Regions from separate parts of the Homo sapiens genome. Here regions 1 and 3 are each linked to region 2. A link is an interaction called in ENCODE POLR2A ChIA-PET data of the cell type or tissue named here. Cell type or tissue: OCI-LY7. All regions are shown on one strand.

Region 1 (2,500 bases), 95 kb before region 2:
GATAAAGCTGAGTACAGAAAAAAATGTAGCAAGGATATCCTTGCTGAAATACAATAACACAATTGGACAGCTCCAGGCACAGGGGCTCTATTTTCACTAATTCATTTTCTTTTTAAACAGCCGGAATTGTAAAAAAAAAAAAAAAAAAAAAAGTGGGGGGGCTTTGTCCCCTGGGGACACACTGTTGGGGATATAGTTGCACATCACTTATGAGGCCTTAGTCTAGAAGTGAACTAATCTTATGCCCAAGCCCTGCACATAAACGGTTTACAGAGGAGACGAAGAGATCAGGAGGAAGATCATGAATACCCCAGAAGGTATAGATTTAGCTGGAGCCCAAGAATATCCTCTGAGTAATTCATTTCCACTTCTTCCATCTTTGGCAAGATGTGGCTATTATCGGTTTCCATCATCTCTCCCGTGACATAAGTACTTTTTGATTAATTATTCTCATCCCTTTTCTCAGCTCTCTGCCACTTCAGACAGGGCTGTATTTCTGTGAAGAAGAAGAACACGATTCTAGAAAAGCTTTGAGATTAAAGATGCCTTCTAAAGATTAAAGTAAAACCTCTTTAATTCAGATTCTTCTAACTCTACGAACTCAGAATTCATTATCCATCTCATTGGGCTAAGGCTCATCTTGAGCCAATGGTGAGGGACACAGAGGCTTGAAGCTATAAAGCAAAGTAGTGGTGGAAATATTCTTTCCAAAAGGTGTAATCAACTTAAAAATGTTTCTTCACCCAGGTTTAAAAATACTTTATCAGCACTATTAAGCTTTTCCATTTTAAAAATTGAGTATTATTTACATACATTAAAATTTACCCTTTTTAGTGTAAATTCTATGAGTTTCAAAAATACATAGTTATATCATCACTACCATAATTAAGATATAGAACAGTTTCATAACCTCCTAAAATTCTCTTATCCCCCATTGTAGTCAAGCCTCCTCCTACACCCAGCCCTGGAAACCACTAATCAGTTTTCTCTCCCTTTAGTTTTGCCTATTTGAGAATGTCATACAGATGGAATCACACAGTATGTCACTTTTGAATCTGGCTTCTTTCACTAAGCATACCTCAGCTGAAATTCACTCACGTTGAGTGTATAAGTCGCTTGTTCCATCTCATAGCTGAGAACTATCCCATTGTACCACAGAGTGCTTATCCATTCACCAGTTGATGGACATTTTGGTGGTTCCCAGTTTTTGGTGATTATGAATAAAGTCACCATAGAAATCCGCATACAGGTTTTTGTGTGAACACAGTTTTTATTTCACTCAGGTAGATACCTCAGAGTGAGACTCCTGAGTCAGATGTTAACTAAATGTTTAAGGATCGGCCAAACTGTTTCCTAAAGTGGCTGTTCTACCATTTATTCCGGACAACATTGTGTGAGAGTCTTAATTGCTCCACGTTCTTGCCAGTTATTTTCAGTTGTGTCACTGTTGTTTAATTATAGCCACATAGGTATGCAGTGGTATCTCATTGTAGTTTTCATTTTTATTTTTCTACTACTGATGTTGAACATAAAAGATGCTCTTTTATGTGCTTATTTGTCCATCCGCATATCATCTTGGTAAACTGTCCATTCGATAATTGGATTCAGGCCGGGTGCAGTGGCTCATGCCTGTAATCCCAGCATTTTGGGAGGCCAAGGTGGGTGGATCATAAGGTCAAGAGATCAAGACCATCCTGGCCAACATGGTGAAACCCCGTCTCTACTAAAAATACAAAAATTAGCTGGGCTTGGTGGCGTGTGCCTGTAATCCCAGCTATTCTGGAGGCTGAGGCAGGAGAATCGCTTGAACCAGGAGGTTACAGTGAGCTGAGATCGCACCATTGCACTCCAGCCTGGTGACAGAGCGAGACTCCATCTCAAAAAATAAAAATAAAAATAACTGGATTCAAACTATTAATTTAATGGCTAATGTGCATATAACATCCATATAGATTATTTCATTTGCTCTTTACAACTCTGAGAAGGAAGTATGGCAGGTATTGTTCCATTTTACAGGTGAGAAATTGAGGCTGAAAATGTTACATGACTTCCCAAGTTCACACCAAGGGGCAGAATTAGAGGTGGAAACCAGGTCTCCCAGTAGCCACTCTCTACCACAAGTTGCTGACTTGCTTCCTAAAGACAAGTAGGACAAATCTTGACTCAGCAGGACTGTGAACAGTCAGCTGAGGCTCCAAGTGACTGAGTGCCCTAGAAAAAATTACGGAAAGGTAAAGTCTGTCCTTCCCTGCTGTGTGACAGATGCTTCCAACCCCCTTACTTCAGCAAAACTTCCCTGTGCTTTATCTCCCTTCTTTGGAGTCTTAACTCTCAGCTACCAATACTTAAAAACACAGGCTAGTGAGCAAATCTCTGACTTCCTTGCCTTTCTACCACCAGAGTAGAGATTTCTGCACTTCAATGGGGACTTTGAGAGACACCACTTCTTCATGCAGTGGTTTTCAACACGCAATGGTTTTCAACACGCAGTAGTTTTCAA
Region 2 (2,500 bases):
ATTGGTGAATATATTTATCATGTTTTATAAATGGAATATATAGATCTGTGCACAGCTAATATATTTATACACACAACTCTAAGACACTAAAATTCTATCTTAAAATTAGTTAGCATATACACTGAACAGATATCATAAGAAGTTACATGGTTATGAAACTGTACAAGTTGAGAACTTTCTGTAACAAGTATTAGTCAACCTATGTTCAAAAATATACTAAAACATGTCAGCAAAAGTACTTAGTTGTCAGTCTACACAGCTGCAATATACTAATGCTAAAAGACAAATGGATATCAACTTGTTCATAGTAATCATTGTCCAACTTATGATCATTAAAAAAGAATATGACAGCTGAGATTTGAATCTCTTTGAAAGACCATATAGTGCTAGTCTTATCCCAAAAAAGACTCTTCCTTACATATTTAACGTTTAATATCTGATTTAGTTACTTTTCTGATATTTTAATCCAGCATTTCTCCAAAGGACCCATTTAACTTTTTTTTTTTTTCCAGATAAAGCAAATATTACAAAACTGAAGCACTCAGCCTCCTGAGTAGCTCGGACTACAGGCACCTGCCACCATGCCTGGCTAATTTTTTTATTTTTAGTAGAGACGGGGTTTCACCATGTTGGCCAGGCTGGTCTCTAACTCCTGACCTCAGGTGATCCACCGGCCTCTACCTCCCAAAGTGCTGGGATTACAGGTGTGAACCACTGCGCCCAGCCCCAAAACAGAACAGTTGAGTTAATGATGGCAACAAAATTAATGAAACACTAAACCTTTATATAATCAGACTTCAAGAGGAGAAGTAACACTAAAAGATTAAACCCAGATAGAGATCAGTTTGCTTGTTTATATTGCAGTATTTCTAGTGTATTTTTAAGGACTCATATACTTCCCACATTTTGTTTTTTGAGACGGAGTCTTGCTCTGTTACTCAGGCTGGAGTGCAATGGTGCGATCTCAGCTCACTGCAACCTCCGCCTCCCAGGTTCAAGTGATTCTCCTGCCTCAGCCTCCCAAGTAGCTGGGACTATAGGCGCCCACCACCACGCCCAGCTAATCTTTAAATTTTTGTAGAGACGGGGTTTCACCATGTTGACCAGGTTGGTCTCGAACTCCTGAACTTGTGATCTGCCCACCTAAGCCTCCCAAAGTGCTGGGATTACAGGCGTGAGCCACGGTGTCTGGCCACTTCCCACATTTTCTAAAAACAATAGTTTTGGCATTCGTAGCAACCTCAAATTTTATAAAATATTTCATTAAATATAACTTCTAACAATGAACAGAAGAATCTACTCTAGGTACATTTATTCTTTAGAGGACAAAAATGTGATTAAAATATGGTAAAAAAAATGTTTCTTGTAAACTTTTAACACTTTCCTCTAGGGGGAGTAAAGTTGCATTGATTAATTTCAACTAAAGTTGAATAATAATAATTCAATAATGTAAAAAAAAAGAGGTGGGAAATTTTTATCTTTTCTAGAGATGAAGGATTTTAATATACTTTAACTTTCATGGTATACATTTCACTACTTGAGGTCCTGAAGAGTGCTAAGATACTAGTTATTAACTACCAACTTAATTTCTCAAATGTTATTTCCTCATTTATCTCCAAACAAAATATTCTGTTTTGGGAAAGAAATAATCTGTACCAAAATATGTATCAAACTTTCACTAGAAATTTTACAATTGTTAAGCGTAAGGAAACCAAAAAGCCAGAAACAGGAAGTGCAAGAAGCTAAAAGGAAAGAAGTTTAAGCTTGAGAGCCAACAGATTTCAACCACTGATTTACAGACATTTTTAAACTCTCAGTCTGGAATAGTGAATTAAGGTCTTCCTAATTACATGAAGAAAGGAATATCAATACCAAGAAAGCCCATCTAGAGACAGAAATAGGAAATCAGGACATTCTCATTGTCCTCCCAAAAGCACTCCTTTTACATCTAGCTACCTTGCCAATTACTCTATCCAGCATCTGATATTACATTATTTCTAGAATGCCAAAAGGCAAAAGAGAAGACAGCAACTAGAAACTGGTGAATTTTAAAAGAGTTAATTACGCCGGGCGCGGTGGCTCACGCCTGTAATCCCAGCACTTTGGGAGGCTGAGGTGGGCGGATCACGAGGTCAGGAGATAGTAGCCATCCTGGCTAACACGGTGAAACCCCGTCTCTACTAAAAATACAAAAAGAAATCAGCCAGGCATGGTGGCTGGTGCCTGTAGTCCCAGGTACTGGGGAGGCTGAGGCAAGAGAATGGCGTGAACCCGGGAGGCAGAGCTTGAAGTGAGCCGAGATCGCGCCACTGCACTCCAGCCTGGGCGACAGAGTGGGACTCCGTCTGAAAAAAAAAAAAAAAAAAAAAAAAAAGGGTAAATTACATGTTCAATGTTGTGTGTAGAAACTTGAAAAAATAAATAAAAAAGACTGCTATATTCCTCTGTGTGTGTGTGTGGGGGGGGGGAATGTACACTGAAAAACAGTCTTGTTGAATCA
Region 3 (2,500 bases), 130 kb after region 2:
ATGGAATGAACACACAAGAAATCTGTGTAGATAAATCAGCTTGCTCTATCCCCCAGGATTACTTGCCATTAAAGCATTCCCATAACTATACAATTAATAGCTTTTCCTTGTCAAAGAATTTTAGAAATAAGTAAGAAAGTAGTCAAGAGATTTGAGAAAACAAGTTCCTCTCCCTATACACTTAATTCACAGCACTGAAATCCTACTTCATTTATTTTTTTCATTGTCATTTCCAATAGCAAAACCTTATTTATGCATTCCATCTGGTTTAATGAGTTTGATGTACTTTCTTCAGAAAAAAGTTGATAATGTGAAGCTCTCTTCCTATATTTTCCCTTCTTTTGTGTGGGTAAAATGATTATTCAACTCTGCCGGTTGAATCCTATTGCCTCCCTTTAAGGTTTTATTTGCTTGTTTGCCATTTTCTGGCTTCTCTTATTCTATCTGGAAATTGTTATTTTAAAACCTACACACACACACACACACACACACACACACACACACACGCCTGTTCAACTCAGTCAAATAACTGCAACAACCACTTTTTGAGCTAGTCTTAGAAATCAAGAATATGTCAAGTGCTTTACATACATTATCTCATTTAATTCTTAAAATCTCGCAAAGTAGGTAACTCCATTTAAAGAATAAATAAAACTGAACCTCAAAAATATTACATAATGAGTCCAATGTCACACAACCAGTGATGGCAGTATCAGGACTTGAACCTAGGTCTACAGAGCACCAAAACTTGTGCCACCTAATTTTCATAAATTTTCTGGTATCTGTAACAAATCCTATACAAAAGGTCTTACAAAAGTACTTTCATTCATGCAACAAATATGAATGCCTACATGTCTTTAAAATTTCTGTAGATATACTTTTAACAGCCCCTTTCTTGTACTGTTTTTGCAACTGGAAAGCTGCATACTATGCACTTTTCCCTTTACTTCCTCTCATTAAATGTCAAATTTAATCATGTTATGATTATTATCAGGTAGTGGTTCAGCCACAGCTATTTCCTGCCCCAGTTCCTGTTCAGTACCCAGAATAAAATCCAGCATATTTTCATTCCTAGTGCTCTAAAACTACCTGTTCCAGGAAGCAATCAGTTGTTCTCATCTGAAAACTCACTTCTATATTTTGTGTCACATTAGCAATTTTCATGAGAATAACAAAGTGGACTAAAAATGCAGTTTTCCTAAATGTCACTTAATATTTTCCACTTAGTCATATGATTCTGGTCATCAAGTGATGTTTCAGATTTGTAAATTTAACGTATTTATGGTTTGGTATTAATCTGAGAAGAAGATAGAAGCACGAGACTTTCTCAGATTTTCAAGGGCAGTCCCAATTTAAAACACACTGGCCAGGAGTGGTGGCTTATATCTGTAATCCCAGGACTTTGGTAGGCCAAGATGGGAAAATCACTTGAGGTCTCTAGCCTGGCCAACATAGCAAGACCCTGTATGTACAAAAAAATAAAAATTAAAACATTAGCTGGACACAGTGGTGCATGCCTGCAGGTCTAGCTACTCAGGAGGCTAAGGCAACAGGATTGCCTGAGCCTGGGAGTTCAAGGTTACAGTAATTACACTACTGTACTCCAACCTGGAAGACAGAATGAGACCCTGTCTCAAAATAAAAAAACTCTGTCCCACTATCATGTATCAAGTAGGGATTAAGAAAAGACAGTCAAAATATATGCAAAGGGGAGTTCACAATAATGACTCCATGTGGCTACAGGCTAGGTAAAGGGGTTAAGGGATGGCAACCATCATTTTGGAATTCTTCTTTGAGTCTTAATTTGAACTGGGAAAGTAAGTATTGGAAGGTGAATATTAAATAAACATGTAATAATGGACAAACTGCTGAGGTTTTCCTATAATTTTAGTATCTAAGTATGCAATTTCCAATTATCAAAATTGGGTAGTACTCACTTTGCCCAACCACATTTACATACCATTATCATTTAAAGCTGGCCTTCACACATACATTTTATACAAAGCTACAATTACTTACCATTCCCTAAACAATCCATATTTCTGTTCTGAGACTCTGCCTCTTCCTGTTCTGCATGGAATGCCCTCTTTCTCCACCTACAAACACCACCTTCAGACCTTTAAGGCTTCAGTGGTAGCTCCCCTGAAACCCAACTAGTTCTCTCTTAAAATTATTTATTGTTTCTTTTGTATTCACTGCTTTCTATGTGCCCGTACTTTATATATTTTATTTAAGGCTTAATGTCTTCTTTGAAGTATTGCCCTTTCCATTAAACAGATAAGGAAACTGATGCTAAAAGAGGTTTGGTGTTATGTTCAAAGTCACAAAGCCTGATAGGAATTCAAATCCAGACTGTCTATACTTTAACTGAATTCTTGTCTCAAGAATTATTGGGACCACAAGCATTTTGGATTTTGGATTTTGTAATATTTGCATATACATAAAGAGATATCTTAGAGATGGGACTCAAGTCTAAACACAAAATTCATTTATGTTTCAT

What was found. ChIA-PET counts read pairs that join two places held together with the same protein. Peaks named below come from ENCODE experiments on the same cell type or tissue, not always from the same donor. Only the 100,000 strongest peaks of a DNase experiment are listed, where the experiment ranks them.
Region 1: POLR2A ChIA-PET joins it to region 2 with 6 read pairs; 2 of 35 experiments call an interaction of 5 or more read pairs at or near these places.
Region 3: POLR2A ChIA-PET joins it to region 2 with 7 read pairs; 7 of 35 experiments call an interaction of 5 or more read pairs at or near these places.

The regions. Positions count from the first base shown.
Region 1 is chr7:78,029,662-78,032,161 of GRCh38, reverse strand. The region is part of intron 21 of MAGI2 (membrane associated guanylate kinase, WW and PDZ domain containing 2); the gene reads left to right. Among named protein-coding and RNA genes, the nearest start is that of DDX3ILA1, 41 kb to the right of the region's middle. In OCI-LY7, no CTCF peak of the experiment used is centred here; no DNase peak of the experiment used is centred here.
Region 2 is chr7:77,935,089-77,937,588 of GRCh38, reverse strand. The region is part of intron 11 of PHTF2 (putative homeodomain transcription factor 2); the gene reads right to left. Among named protein-coding and RNA genes, the nearest start is that of DDX3ILA1, 54 kb to the left of the region's middle. In OCI-LY7, a CTCF peak has its summit at 1,408; a DNase peak (open chromatin) is centred at 1,378; H3K27ac peaks cover 662 bases.
Region 3 is chr7:77,801,695-77,804,194 of GRCh38, reverse strand. The region is part of intron 1 of PHTF2 (putative homeodomain transcription factor 2); the gene reads right to left. Among named protein-coding and RNA genes, the nearest start is that of PHTF2, 4.2 kb to the right of the region's middle. In OCI-LY7, no CTCF peak of the experiment used is centred here; no DNase peak of the experiment used is centred here; H3K4me3 peaks cover 2,016 bases; H3K27ac peaks cover 1,238 bases.